2 separate regions of the Homo sapiens genome follow, and region 2 is linked to region 1. The links are chromatin loops, found by intact Hi-C in ENCODE. Cell type or tissue: GM12878. All regions are shown on one strand.

Region 1 (8,000 bases):
TTCAAATGACTAATTATTGATGTTACAAAATTATGCATGGGTTAAAGAACCCCTCAAAATACAAGATAGGCCAATTTATTTTAATGCAGCAGAGTATTAAAATGTTTACTGATATGGTTTCATATTCTACATTGCAACTAAGCCTCAAAAAATTAAAACATGTTGAGTTTTGATGTAGTATCAAATAGAATATCCACAGTTATCTGAAACAGCTATTAAATAATACTTTCTTTTCCAACTGTACATCTGTGTGAAGCTAACTTTCCTTTATGTGCTTTACAGGAAGCACATTGCAGCAGACTGCATGCAGAAGCAGACATCAGAATCCAGCTGTTAAGCCATGCCTCAGAGAGATTTGTAAAATGGTAAAACAATGCCACTCATCCTTTTCTGTCTTCTAGGGAAAATATATTTGTTTTTAAATATCATGTTAACATGTAACAAATGTGTCATTCTTATTCCTAAATGAATTAACAAATAAATCTGTCTTTTTAATTTTCCAACTTTAAATTCTAATATGATAACTATAACTCATGAAACAAGATCTGTTTGGGGTTCTCAATAATTTTTAAGAGTATAAAGAGATACTGAAGACAAATGTTTGTAGATTACTGCTCTAGGCTATAAATACGAAAATAAATTTGGGAAGGTATAGGCTACACATATCTTTAACATGACTAGATAACATCACATTGCTCCCCCATCCAATCTTGAATTACAGGTCTATGTATTCAAGTTGAGAGATGGTAGCTTAATTGAATTATCATAGTGCTTCCTTAACATGAACTAATTAGCTATTACATAGAAATTGTTTAGGCAAATTCTGGATACTATTTAAGAAGCTTTGAAACAATTTGGTCTCACTAAATGCCTTCTATTTTATTATTAAATTAAAGGAAAACTCAACTAGGATAACATTTTTCTCGAATAAATATACAGGTTAAATATAGCCAGAGACATTAAATTTTATTACAATATTTTATTAATAATTAAGTCACACAGGCATCCTAGACAACCAATACATTGAAAATACTATATATTCCTCCTGTGTCATTACAATATATAATTATTCAGGGAGCCTATGCACTGATTAAAAGAGGTGCAATGATTTAAAACATGTGGCCTATTACCATGTAAAATAGGTTTGGGATTAATTCTACAACTGTTTGATATTTAAAATGAGTGTGTAATTCAGTATATTAAAGAGTTTTTATGTATATACAATAGGAAATGATTTAAGATTTCTTAACATTAAAACATAATGCAAGAAGGAGGTAGAGAGAAATTATATTAATTCTCCCAGAGCAAGACATTATAATAAGCTGAATCATACAATTTTTAATTTTAAATTTATGGGTTAAAAGGAATGAAAGCCCTTGGGACAAAATGGAATAAAATAAGATTTTGATCCCAGCAGGGAACTTTTTGGAAACCTCTCCTCCGGGCATCGTATGAAGACCTTATGGAAGAAATGGCCTTTCAATCATATCTCCTGAAGTCATAGAGAATTTTATCATGTCTCACGCATAATGAAATGTTAATGTGATTTTTCTTGACTGATATCATTCAGAGTAATTCATTTTCAACACCAGTTCTCACTCATTATAAGACTGATTTAATGTGGTACTTATAATTAAAGCCTGTTTTTAAAAATAGCAACTGAATCCACAGGAAGTATGAACATTTCTCATTTTAAGGAGTTTTCTTTAGAGAGTAATAGTCACTGGACTCTGCATTCGTTGAACTAACCTTTAGACAGAGATAGAAAAGGGTTAAGTAGACAGTCTTCAACTCATCAGAACTCCTACCCGTAGTTTTCCTATTTCTGACTCCACTTCAGGCTTCTAAATGACATGAAAATATTTTAAGTACACATAATCCTATATGAAAATTATAACCATTAATATATTTGTAGTAGTGAAAGAAGGTATATAGACAGATAGCTTGATCAATCAATCGATCGATCGATCCACCCCAATAAACTGCCTAAAGTGGTGGCAGAGATGTCTTAGCTAGAAATGTTCATCATAAGCTGGGGTTTGAGGCTGTGCCCAGAGATAAGTTATCTGACACTTGAAAAACCAACTGTCTAGAAAGAAGCCCCAGAGTGCAATGTAGACAGATGAAAGAGTCTCTGCACACATAAATGAAAAAGTGACACATATCATCTACTTTCTGCAAGGTAAACCCAACAACTGGAGCTGATAGTTCAGGCTTGAGGCTATGACCTCATAAATCATACACACAACTGAGGGAATAAAAACATTTGAGAAGCCATAGTTTCACAGCCAGAGCTTCACAGCTCACATCCCATGGGATTCTATGAAGACAATCAACTATTGGCAAGTCTGCCTACAAGCCTAGAAAAGCTGTTTAAACTGTCATCTATGGCTCTGGCCATATTGCAACAAGGCTGAGTAAGCCAAGAGCTAGAATACAGGCTGTACAGCTTCCCCCTCCCCTCTCATCTCCTTTTTTGTTCTCTGAGTAAATAGAGGTAGAAGACAGTTGAATAATCGTTTAAGAATGTCATTGCCGTTATTCTAATTTGTATCTTAAAATAATCTGGAGAATATACTGCCATCACGGAAGAAATCATAAAGAACCTGGAATGTTTTATGTAGTACCTTGTTATTCAGAGATCAACTTCAATGTCACCCTTCAGGGGTTTTCCTTGACCACCCACTCTACTCTCTATCGCATCATCTTATTTTTAATAGAGAAGGTATGGGCATTTGATATTCTTCTTGTTTATTTATTAGAGAATAAGAATAGTATAGGTGTTATAAATACAGATCCTGAGATCAGGTTGCTTCAATTGGAATTCTGGCTCTCCAACATAATCACTGGGAGCAAGGCTCTATGCCTTAGTTTCCCCCTCTAACATTTGAATAGTAGTTTTTTCTACATCCCTGGGTTTTGGGGAGGATTGTGCTTGTTAATAAAAGTACTAGATCCTGGACAGGCACAGAGTAAGCACTTGATGAATGTGAGCCTTAACTCTTTATTTGCTTGGTGTCTATTTCCCTAACTAGTCTGTTCTTCACTTGTCTGCCTCAGTGACCCAGTACCTGGAATGATGCCTGGAGCACTCATGAGACTTTCAGTAGGAATGATGAAAAATTAATTAATGAGTCTCAGTTCAGGTTTTGAGATTTAAATCTAACTCAGTAGACAGTAAGAAGGCATGGACAGACAAAATTGAAAACTTAACAGTTCACAGTAAACATTGAGCTTCTGCTATACATGGTAGTCAAGAACTTTGACTGTATAATGCTGACAATGGCTTTCTTTCTTTAGTTGCTAAGAAATTACCCCAGTGGTTTTATGCTCCAAATACTCTACATGACTGATAACCTTATTTCCTGTGCTGATTGAGTCAAATCCATGCCACACCATTTGAGCCACCTCAGAATACATATTGAAACTCTATCTGTCACCTCAGGCCTTCCCCTAAGTGGGCTCTGTGCCACAGAAGAGGCAGCTCCAGCCATCCCTGGAGGGCTGTCCCAGTGGCCTGAGAGCTGCTCCTAGACCCCTACCAAGGTCAGCATTGACCTCAAAGAACCTAGTCACAGACTTGTCCAACCAGCCCCACCCAGCTTTGCCCCCTCCAGTGCCTTGGCAGCACAGTGCAGGATGGGGCCCTTGGGAACTCCATGCCCTGACTATCACCAGGGACACCTCGTACTTCCTCCATCAACAAAGACCAAGTAAAAATTCCACTGCCATTATCACAGGTGTCTCTTGCCTGCAAGCACCACCTACTGGCCTGTAGGATGAACTACACAATCCAATATAATTCCTGCTGACAAAAGTAAGGAAATGAGATAATTTCCCAAGACCTCCACCTCCTCATCTTTGTAGGAGACAGTGAGCCTCACCACACACACAAGGCTACCACAACCTACAAACAACTAACATTTGGGAAAACCACTATGCTAAGGCTATCTATAACTAAGACATTTACACAGAGACTTGGCCCCTTGAAATCACACAGAAGCAAAGCCAAATGAACCTACCCAACATGAGCAATAGTCACACTCTCAAGGAGGAAAGAAGAAACCCACCGAATTAAAATAAATTTTAAAATATTAAATTTATTTTTAAATTTAAGAATTTAAATTTAAATTTAAGAAGAAACCAGCACAAGAATTTCAGCACCATGATGAAACAGATGGTTGAGACACTCCTAAAAGACCACATGAGCTCTCTAGCAATAGCTGCCAACCAAAATGAAAACTTTGAGGTGAGAGATAAAGAATTAAAGTTATGAATTTTAAGGAAGTTCAGTGAGATCCAAAAGAAAGTGGAAAACCAAACAAAGAAACCAGAAAAAAAACTCAGGAGACGACAGAGAGGAAAGATATATATTTTAAAAACCAAACAGAACTTCTGGAAATGAAAAATTCACTAAGGGAATTTTAAAACACAGTTAAAAGCTTTAATAAGAGACTAGACCTAAGCAGAAGAAAGGATTTCAGATCTTGAAGACAGGTCTTTCAAATTAATCCAGTCAGACAAAAACAAAGAAGAAAATAATTTTTTTTGATCAACAAAACCTTCAAGAAATATAGGATTATGTAAAGTAACAAAACCTATAACTTATTGACATTCTTAAGAGGAAGAAGAAAAAATAAGAAGTTTGGGAAACATATATGAGGAAATCAGGAAAATTTCCTCAGTCTTGCTAGAGAAATAGGCATCCAGATACATAAAATTCAGAGAACACTTGGAAGATATTATACAAGATGAACATCATCAAGGCATATAGTCATCAGACTATCCAAGGTCAACATGAAAGAACAGATCTTAAAAGCAGCTAGAGAGAAGCATCAAATTACTTATATAGGAAACCCCATCAGACAAACAGCAGACTTCTCAGCAGAAACCATACAAGCCAACAGAGACCAAGGGCCTGTTTTTAGCCTCCTTAAAGAAAAACAAAAGTACTAGTCCAGAATTTTATATCCTGCCAAACTAAGCTTCATAAATGAAGAAATAAAATCTTTCCCAGACAAGCAAACACTAAGGGAATTTGTCACAACTAAACCAACCCTATAAGAAATGCTCAAAGGAGTTCTAAACACAGAAACCAAAGGACAATAATCACCATCAAGAAAGTGCTTCACCATCCTGTGAAGCAATTACACAATTGAGACTCCAAGGCAAATAGCTAACAATATTATACAGAAACAAAACCTCATATATCAATGTTAACCTTGAACATAAATCACCTAAATGCTCCACTTAAAAGATATAGACTAGACTTTAAAAAACAAAGCTCAATCATCTGTTGCCTACAAAAGAACCACCTAATGGCTAAAGCTGACTCAGACTCAAAGTAAATAAATAAAAAAAAGATATATCACACAAATGGAAAACCAAAGTAAGCAGAAGTAGCCATTCTTATATAAAACAGACTTTAAAGCAATAATAGTTTTTTAAAAATGGCATTAAAGGGCATTATATATTGGCAAAGGGTTTAATATAACAAGAAGATTTCACTAGCCTAAATATATATGCACCCAACACCAGAGCACCCAGATCCATAAAAAAAATACTGTTAGACCAAAGAAAAGAGACTGATATCAATACGATAATAGTGGGGGACACCCCACTGATAACACTAGACAGATCATCAAGGTAGAAAGTCAACAAGGAAAACTGGATGTAAACTGGACTCTAGACCGAATGAACTTAATAGATATTTACAGGACATTCTACCTAATAATTGCAGAGTATACATTTTTCTCATTTGCATATAAAATATTCTCCAAAATCCACCAATATTTGGCTCTAAAGCAAGTCTCAATACATTTAAAAAATTAAAATGATATCAAGTATCTTCTCAGATCACAGTGGAATAAAATTAGAAATCAATACCAAGAGGAACTCTGAAAAGTAAGTAATTACATGGAAACTGATAACCTGCTTCTGAATCACATTTGGGTAAACAATGAAATAAGACAAAAATTTAAGAAATGTTTTGAAGTGAGTGTAAATAGAGAAACAACATATCAAAATCTCTGGGATACCGTAAACACAGTGCTGAAAGTTTATAGCATAAAATGCCTATATCAAAAAAGATGGAAAGATCTCATATTATAACTTCACATCACACCTCAAGGAAATAGAAAACAATAATAAAACCAAACTCAAGTCTAGCAGAAGAAAAGAAAAAGATCAGAGCAGAACTAAATGAGACTGAGACCAAAATAAATCAAAACAAAACAAAAAAGATACAAAAGATCAATTAAAAGAAAAGTTGGCTCTTTGAAAGAGTAAACAAAATTTAATAACTTCTAGCTAATTTAATAAAAAAAAGAGATTCAAATAAACACAATTAGAAATAATAAAGGTGACTTTATTACTGATACCATAGAAATTCAAAAGATAATCAGAGATTACTATGAACATCTCTATATGTACAAACTAGAAAACCTAGAAGAAATGGATAAATTCCTGAAACATACAACCTCTGATATGGTTTGGCTGTGTCCCCCCCCACCCAAATCTCATCTTGGGAGGGATTTGATGGGAGGTCATTGAATCATGGGGGCAAGTCTTTCCCATGCTGTTCTCTTGAAAGTGAATAAGTCTCATGAGATCTGATGGTTTTAAAAAGAGGAGTTCCCCTGCACAAGCTCTCTCTCTTTGCCTGCTGCTAGCCATGAAAGACACGACTTGGTCTTTCTTGCCTTCTACCATGATTGTGAGGCTTCCCCAGCTACGTGGAACTGTAAGTCCAATTAAACCTCTTTCTTTTGTAAATTGCCCAGTCTTGGGTATCCCTTTATCAGCAGCATAAAAACGGACTAATACAACCTCTCAGGATTGAACTAGAAAGAAATAGAAATCTTGAACAGACCAATAATGAGAAACAAAACTGAATCAGTTAAAAAAAATCTTTCAACCCAGGACTAGACAAATACACAGCCAAATTTTACCAGACATACAAAGAGCTGGTACCAATCTAAATGAAACTATTACAAAAGATTGAGGAGGAGGGATTTCTCCCTAACTCATTGTATGAAACCAGTATTACCCTGATATGAAAATCAGGCAGGGACAGAACAACAACAAAAAATGAAAACTGCAGGCCAATATTCCTAATGAATATAGATGTGAAACTCCTGAACAAAATACTAGCAAACTAATCCAATTGCACATCAAAAAGACAGTCCATCTTGATAAGTAGGTTTGCAGGAATGCAAGGATAAGTCAACATTTGCAAAAAATGGAATTGATCACTGTTTTAGTCAGTTATCATGCTGCTAATACAGACATATCTGAAACTGGGTGCAATATAAAGCAAAGAGGCTTAATTGACTCACAGTTCAGCATGGCTGGAGAGGCCACAGGAAATTTACAATCATGGTGGAAGGGGAAGCAAACACTTTTTTCTTCAAATGGCGGCAGAAAAAACAAGTGCAGAGCAAATGGGGGGAAAGCCCTTTATAAAACCATCAGATCTCATGAGAACCCACTCACTATCATGAGAACAGCATAGTGGTAACTGCCACCATGATTCAATTACCTCCTACTGGATCCCTCCCATGGCACGTGGGGATTGCCAGAACTACAATTCAAGATGAGATTTGGGTGGGGACACAGCCAAACCATATCAATCACATTAACAGAATTAAAAACAAAAACCACAAGCTTATCACAATAGATACAGAAAAAACACTCGATAAAATCTGACTTTTCTTCATGATAAAAACCCTCAACAAACTAGATATTGAAAGAACATACCTCAAGATAATAAAAGCCATATATGACAAACCCACAGCCAATATTACACTGAATAGGAAGGAGTTGAAAGCATTCCCTCTAAGAACTGGAACAACATAAGGATTTTACTCTCACCACTCCTATTCAACATAGTACTAGAAGTCCTAGCCAGAGTAATCATGCATGAGAAAGACATAAAAGGCATCCAAATTAGAAAAGAGGAAGTAAAATTAGCTCTGTTCACTGATGACTTAAAGCCCTAA
Region 2 (8,000 bases), 230 kb before region 1:
CAGCAGAAGGAGCCCTTTCTCCCCGCCTTCTGCCTTTCACACTCCCTCTAGTGCCTCCAGTAGTCTAACTACAGCAATCCAAGGCAAGGTGCTCTGGGAAATATGGATTGCAGACTCCAGGCCTGGCATGTCTGGGAAGAAAACAGAAGAGTAAGCAGAGAATGGCAGACAACAGGTAAATCACTAGCACAGGAGCTGAACTTGTTAGTGATAGCATTTATTTACATTTACTGTACTCTAGATATTTGCCTGTAAAAATTTATTTAATTTTATAATCCTACAAGGCAGGTACATTATCTGTATTTTACAGATGAGGAAATGAACATAACCAAGGCATCCACAGCTAGTAGTCAGGTGGAATAAAAATCATGAGTATAAATTTACTCATATATCACATATTCATAGTCCAATATTCCCTTCACTGTGCAAATAAACCCCACATGAATCTCCTTTTATTATCTTTTCTGAGCTAATGTCATGACATAGATTTTCTTAATAATAGGTCTATGTGAACACAGAATCTTTTTAGATAGCTGGATGCCTTACTTACTGAACTAAATTATTATATTAATGAAAAGACCGTACCCTGGAGCCAGACTGCGTAAGTATAGAGAGTTTCAGTTCTTACCAGCTGCATGTCTTTGCAAAATTGCATAACCTCTCTGTGCCTCAATTCCTTCATCTGTAAAATGGGGACAGTAAAAGTACCAATCTCATAAGGTATTTGTGAGGGCTAAGTGTGTTAATACCTGGAAAGTGCTTAGATGACTTCCTGCACTATATGATAGCCTTTGTTTATAATAATAATTATTATTAGAATTGGAACAATCTTTAAGGAGAAATGATTCCCCTCCCCCTATCACATTGTAAACATATACTATCAATTCAGCAAACAAATAATTTATGTTCCTTGATCAGGGGGTTGACCCTCTCTAGCTTTTTGGCCACCAGAGAGTAACCTACCACCTTTCCCAGCATGGCAAACTTACTTGAACAGTGGCTTAAAATTTCTCTGATCTTTGTGTTGACATGGATGTAGTGAAAAGGGAACACGTATATGCCACTGGTAGGAATGTAATTTAGCATAACCTCTGTGGAAAACAGTATAGGGATTTCTCAAAGAGCTGAAAGTGGATCTACCATTCAATTAAACAATCCCACTACTGGGTATCTACTCAAAAGAAAAGAAGTCATTATATCAAAAAGATACCTGCGTGTGTATGTTTACTGTAGCACCATTCACAATAGCAAAGATATGAAATCAACCTAAATGCCTATCAACAGATGAGTGGATAAAGAAAGTGTGGTATATATACACCATGGAATACTACTGCCATGTAAAGAACAAAATAACATCTTTTGCAGCAACTTGGATGGAACAGAAGGCCATTATTCCAAGTGAAGCAACTCAGGAATCAAAACTAGATACTGCATGTTCTCACTTATAAGCGGGAGTTAAGTTATGGGTACATAAAGGCATATAGAGTTGTATAACAGACATTGGAGACTCGGAAGCAGGGGTTGTGGAAGGAAGATGAGGGATAAAAAACTACATATTGGGTATAATGTACACTACTCGGGTGACAGGTGCACTAAAATCCTAGACTTCTCCACTGTACAATTTATCCATGTAACCAAGAGTCACTTGTACACCTAAAGCTATTGGAATAAAAACATTTTAAAAAAATAATTCCTCTGATCTCTGATTCAATTGGTGGCTTTCCCCTCTGAAAGACTGAAATGAAGATATTGTAATTTGAATATAACAAGTCACTCACCAAAACTGTGAGGGATTACCTTTGCAGGGACATGGATGAAGCTGGAAACCATCATTCTCAGCAAACTAACACAAGAACAGAAAACCAAACACCACATATTCTCACTCATAAGTGGGAGTTGAACAATGAGAACACATGGACACAGGGAGGGGAACATCACACACTGGGGCCTGTCGGGGGGTGGGGGGCGGGGGGAGGGACAGCATTAGGAGAAATACCTAATGTAGATGACAGGTTGATGGGTGCAGCAAACCACCATGGCACATGTATACCTGTGTAACAAACCTGAACATTCTGCACATGTATCCCAGAACTTAAAGTATAATAAAAAATAATAATTAAAAAAAGGTCAGACACCTAACCTGGCGGGTCTCAGCCATCTCTCCTCTCTTTGGCTGTTCTCCCTGGGTAAATCTCTCCATGAACATAGGCCCTGCTGCCCAACTTTTCACGTTGAATGACTTTATGCACCACTTGGATTCCACATGGCTGGGCACCTTGGCTGGTTCTTGAGTTGTCTTCATCTTGTCTCCACACTAGCAGCCACCAGCAATTTTCTCAAGTTATCTGGAAGCATAATCCTTTTTATTTTTTGAGAGAATGAGTGAATGAATGGGGATGGAAAGTCGTCCCAAAGGGAACTGAGTGGTATTCCTGGCTTTATGCCTCAGCTTTTCCCTCTGTCAATCTGCTTCCCAGCTTTTATTTATGAGACAAGAGGACTCAGAAGTGAAGCTAATAAACTCCTAATGAAATTGAGATAGGGTCCTAAACAGTACAGTTGATGTTTAACAGCAAACTAAACAAAGAGACAAGGGCAGGGGAGGGCCTTGTAAGGATTGTGTAGGTAGGTAGTGGGAAGAAACTGGCTTGTGTGAAAATAGTGACTGCGTTAGTATCTTCACTGGCCCCAAAGGGCCCATTTGGATGGGAATGAAATTTTGTTTCCAGCCCTTACACTTGGAGTGTAACAGCAATGGGGTACATGTCCCACTCCCCCCACTCTCCATTCCTGGATGAGTAGTGCCTATGATCTGTTTCTCCTCCATGTCCAAAGCTTGCCAAATATGCCAAATACAGTACTTGGATGCCTTCAAATGATTAATAGATATCACTTGTAATTCACAGCCCTTGGCTTGTGAATTTTAAGATCCCTGTTGACTGCTTCACTCCACGAATGTTTATTGAAGCCCCACTGTACTCAAGATTTGTTTCTCACCGTGCTCTTTATCCCTGTCCTTGTCAGTCACCACAAGAAGCCCAGGCCTCCCATGCCCTCCTAATCTTTACATCCTCTTTTGCGGGCAGTATGTGCCACAACTTTCAAACAATTTGTATGACTGTGCAGTTGTTCTGTTACTTAGAGCTCCTCTCCTCAACTTTGAGTTCTCAGTTTCCAAGAGCTGTGCTTCATTCTCTTGTGTCCCCACACCTGAGAGAGTGTTCAGCACTTAGTGAGTGTCCAATACGTGGTAGTAAACTAAAGATGTCTTTAGAATCTGCCATCAGTTGACTTTGGCAGGCATTTTATAAAATGAAATGTATTTTAGGAAATTGAGTAAGTGAATCCTAAGATTTTCTTTCTCTCAGTAGTAGCCCTCAGCATATCAAGGTGGACCGAATCTTAGAGGTGACACTAATGAAACTTGAACTGGGTGCTGGAACTTAGTGGGGAGCATGATGATGAAAACGAAGCTGTGGCCGAAGCTTTGGACTGGCAGTCATCCTACCCCTGGGTGTTCTTTGAGCTTGGCTAACTGTATAAAATCTCCAGGCTCTAGGCTTCAGGAAGTGTCACAATTTGATTTGCTTGCTCTGAGCTAGGTTCACTATTACATTTTAAGTTAGACTAAGAAAAGCACAAACATAATCAGATAAGAAATAGAAATAATGAACTTATATTCATTATATCTAGAGACCTTAGTGCAACCTTTTTTGTTTTACAAGTTGTTTATATTTGGATCTGCTGTTATCATAAGTTAAATTTTATGTCAATATTGTAAACATAACTTAGATTCAAATTAAGTAATGCTTCACTTTGTTTCAGAAGGAATTGGAGGTGAACACTTACATAAATTTATTCTAATGACACAAAAATTATTAAACAACAAAAAGTGAAAAGAGATGAAGAGAGCAGTTGTTATTTTACATTGCAATCCTGATATGACTCAGTACTATTCATAATAACCAGTCTTGTACTGATTATAATGGAACCTCAAAATAGAGTTGTTCTACTTTCTAGAGATAAAACAAAGAGCCACACTATTGAAATCTGCCAAGCTGCCCACAGTGACCATCTGACCAGAGACACGTATCCCTTCAACCAAGAAGTCTAGCATCTGTCACGATATTCACTTACCAACAGCACTGACAACAGCCTGAAACCAGTAATGAGAGAAAACTAATAATATCTAGAGACACCATCTGTTCAGCATTTTCTAGGGTGCACTTACTAGCTCTATCACCTTGGCCAAGAGCCTTAACCTCTCTGTTCCTCAGTTTCCTCACATGTAAATTGTAACTAATGACCGAAACTACTTCATAGGATTGCTGTGACAATGAAATGGGTTAATATATGTAAACAATTTAGTGCCTGGGATGTAGTAAATAACATTTAAGTGTCTACTATAGTTATTACTGAGTGCCAACAAATAGCTTCTGTAATTTACTTATGCTATCTAATTTAACTTTATCATCTTAATAACCTTCTTGTAAGTACATTTCTGCATTTTTACAGATAAGGAATCTGAGGCTCAGAGAGATTAAATAATTGGCCTAAGATTTCACAGCTAGTAAGATGCAGATCTGGGATTTGAAGCTAGGTTTTTCTAACACTTAACCTCCATGACGTGCTGTCAACAGACGACATCTCCAATTCTCTTGGGAACTGTTGTGCTCCTAGAGTGGGTATTGAACTTCAAGAATAATAACGAGGAGGACTATTTCCATATCTCCACATTTCAACCAAGCATCTTCAGTCTGACATCCTTCCTTCCCTAGCTTCAACTTTATTACATGCTACAACTTTCCAAGCACTTTGTGCCCCAAGCCACAAAATAGTCCTAATTATTATTATTTATTTTCTCATTTATTCCCACAAAAAGAATAAAATAAACAATATAATTTCTGCTTCATAAATTATTAAAGTGAAGTTCCTAGAACTTAAGTTCAAGATTGTATACATAGTAACAAAACAAAAAGTAGGTACTTATTCCACAAGTACCTACTTTGTATCTACCAGGTGCCAGGGTTACAGTGGTAAAATATTCAATTCTTGCCCTCAAGGAGCTCACCAACCAGTGTAAGATGAAAGAGGAAGCAATCACAGAAGAGTGTGGTTAATGCTATGATGAAGATGTGCACAGAGTGCTACGGGGCACATTTAACAAAGTGACAAAGTGGTGGCGGGAAGAAAAAAATGTGCTCAGGGAAGGTTTCTGGGGCAATGATACCAGAACTGAACCTTCACAAAGGAGTAAACCAAGTGGATAACTGAAAAAAAGTCTTCAAAGCCCAGGAATGTCCATAACGAAAAGACTGGACACCTGAAGAAATGGGGTAGCTGGAATAAGTTCACTAGGGCTGGAGTTGAGAGTAGAATAGTGTTGAATAATGACAGGGCTTTGACTATGAAGGGCCTTGTATGCCACACTAAGTAACTTGAACTTTGTGATAGAGATGGTAAGAATTTGTTGAACACATTAAGCAGCAAATGTATGAGGTAAGATTGGCGATGAGTATGACAGATCACTTAGGAGTGTAGGTAAATAAAAGACCAAAGCACTGGTAGTGGCCCTGGAGGAGGAAAAACCTAAATCTATTAAGGAGTAGAGTGGCCAGGATGTAGGAATTGGCAGTGGGTATGGTCAGCAGTGGAAAAGAATGAATCTAAGCTGACTCCCACATTTTGGCCAGACAACTGGGTAGTCAGTAATGATTTTGCTAAGATAGATAATATAAAAAGAGGAGCAGATTTTAAATGAAAAAGAGACACTTCGGTTGGAGACACCTTGAGTTTAAGAAATTTATGAGACCTGTGGGTATGTCCCTTGAACTGGTTTGGAGTTAGGAAGAGGATAGGGTACTGGGAAAAGTATGATTTCTTAGCTGAAATCACAGGTGAAGACGCAGTTACAGAAATAAAGTTAGCCAGGACTTAAATGCAGGTTGATCGAACTCCAGAGCCTATACTGTTTCTATGGCCCATATTGTCACTTTCCAAGGATAACATCTACTTATAATTGTGTTTGCAATGCATTCTCTCTTCGATACTGTGTCCTGAGATCCTTGCTGCTGTTCAAATCTCGGTTCAAGTCTTACATCTTGTACAGGGCCTCTCAGACCATTACAGTCAGCATTCATTTTCATGCTCATTTCTTCCACTGCCTGTTTTTACTCCTCTAATATAACACTTAGAATCTCAGAGACCTCAAAGGAGCCATTTAGCCGAAGCCTCACTGTTGTATGAACCACTTTTTCAACAACCTCCATGAGTAATCTTGCAGCCTTTCCTTTAGCAATTCTCCAAGCAAGCAGTTCACACTTTCCAGAGGCAGCACATTCCAATTAAAGACAGCCTCAATTGCTGGAAAATTCTTATATTCTCCAGAGCTCTCCGATATACCTTCCATTTACAGATACTGGATTTGCTTGGTGGAATCTAGTCCCTCTTTACATAATAGCTCTTTAGCTCTTTAGAGATAACTGGCTTGTGCCACTTTATCCCCACTTCCCAGGGCTAACCATCCTCAGTTCTTGAAGCTACTTTTCAGGACATGTTTAGTTAGTTTCCTCCTTTTATTTTTATTTCAAGGTATTCCAGCTTGTCTACAGCCCTCTTAATATGTGATATCAGAGCTCACCCCAATAATACAGGTATGATTTAACCACCACCAAGTAGAGCAAAACCATGCCCTTCAATTATACTAAAAATTTTCAGTACTTTTGATATAACCTAAGATTTTATAGATATTCTCATGATCCTTATCTATTGACTTATATCGAATTCACAGTAATTTCTGGTTATAGTTGCTTTGAATCATAGTTATTTGTTAATGTGCCCCTGCCTTTCATTTGATTATTAGTCTTTAGATTTATCCAAAAACATGTATTATATATCTTTGTAATTACTTTGCTCAGCATAACACTTACATGTATTTGAAGCTTAATAAATGCTGAACCTTCAAATTGGCATAGTTTGGAGTGATTTTCTAAACTACATATTTTTTAAAAGTCACAGCAAAAACACCACCACCATTTTGTCTCTTTTATTGAGTAATGAAACTTTTTTGCTTGCTTGAGTTATTACCAAAAAAGGATTTATTGAAACAATGCTCTACTGAAAGAAGATGAATTTTAAATCTGAGTTACAGACACTGAGTGAAAAGGAGAATGAATTTTCTTTATGACAAAATGGAATTTATGCATATGCTTTTTCAGAAACATGTCTGAACTCAGCTTTGTTCTCGCTGAGTCCCTAAGAACTCTGTCTCTGCATTTTTCTATAATTAGTTTCTAAGTCAGCTGAGAATACACTCCTCCCGTCTGTCTTCCTAGAAAGGCTCTTCTTAATACAATGTTGAGGATTAATGCAAAGTGACCCGGTTCTGGTTTTCCAAGAGTAAAAAGATTGGATGTTCAAGAGGGACGTATGTGCCAAAATAATTTTGGGGAAAAAACAGTCAAGTAAAAGAAATATATTTGACTAATCCATGATTATTTAAACATGAATTTAGCTGTTTGCATGCATCCAAATGGTAGATGAAGAACAACACCTTGTGTCTGTCTGCAGTCAAGAACCCTAAAATCTCGATGTCAGAAAAAGTCACAATAGGCCTTCAAATCCAACATTTTAATAAATAACTCTCTTCCGAACATATTTAACCATGGTGAGAGCTGGCCTCTGAGAAATGGCAGCACTTAGGGCTGCATTAGGTAAGTGTTCTTTTTGGTCTCTCCTACTTCTAGATTGAGATTCCTACTTAGCCATTTTAGATTTAAGAGATCATTTTTAAGGCTGTATCCCAGCCTGGTGGTGCAGTAGGGAATCATTCCCATTTTTTCTGCTGTCACTCTTTATATATGGTTTTTCTCAGAACAAATGATTTGTCATTCACAGTGAAGAGAGACCTTTTTCAGTCTGGTGTGATGAAGGCCTCCCTACATCACATCAAGGTGTCCACGATTAACCTCTTTATTATTTTTAGGGGCATAGCCCATTAG

What was found. Hi-C counts contacts between places; a loop is a spot of excess contacts. Peaks named below come from ENCODE experiments on the same cell type or tissue, not always from the same donor. Only the 100,000 strongest peaks of a DNase experiment are listed, where the experiment ranks them.
Region 2: a loop joins it to region 1, with 6 times the contacts of the local background. A loop is called at or near these places in 1 of 110 quality-filtered maps.

Annotation. Positions count from the first base shown.
Region 1 is chr4:84,255,667-84,263,666 of GRCh38, forward strand. The region is part of intron 4 of LINC02994 (long intergenic non-protein coding RNA 2994); the gene reads right to left. Among named protein-coding and RNA genes, the nearest start is that of LINC02994, 40 kb to the right of the region's middle. In GM12878, a CTCF peak has its summit at 3,773 (motif pointing left); DNase peaks (open chromatin) are centred at 3,385 and 3,743.
Region 2 is chr4:84,028,512-84,036,511 of GRCh38, forward strand. All of the region lies in intron 7 of LINC02994 (long intergenic non-protein coding RNA 2994), which reads right to left. Among named protein-coding and RNA genes, the nearest start is that of LINC02994, 270 kb to the right of the region's middle. In GM12878, no CTCF peak of the experiment used is centred here; a DNase peak (open chromatin) is centred at 4,130.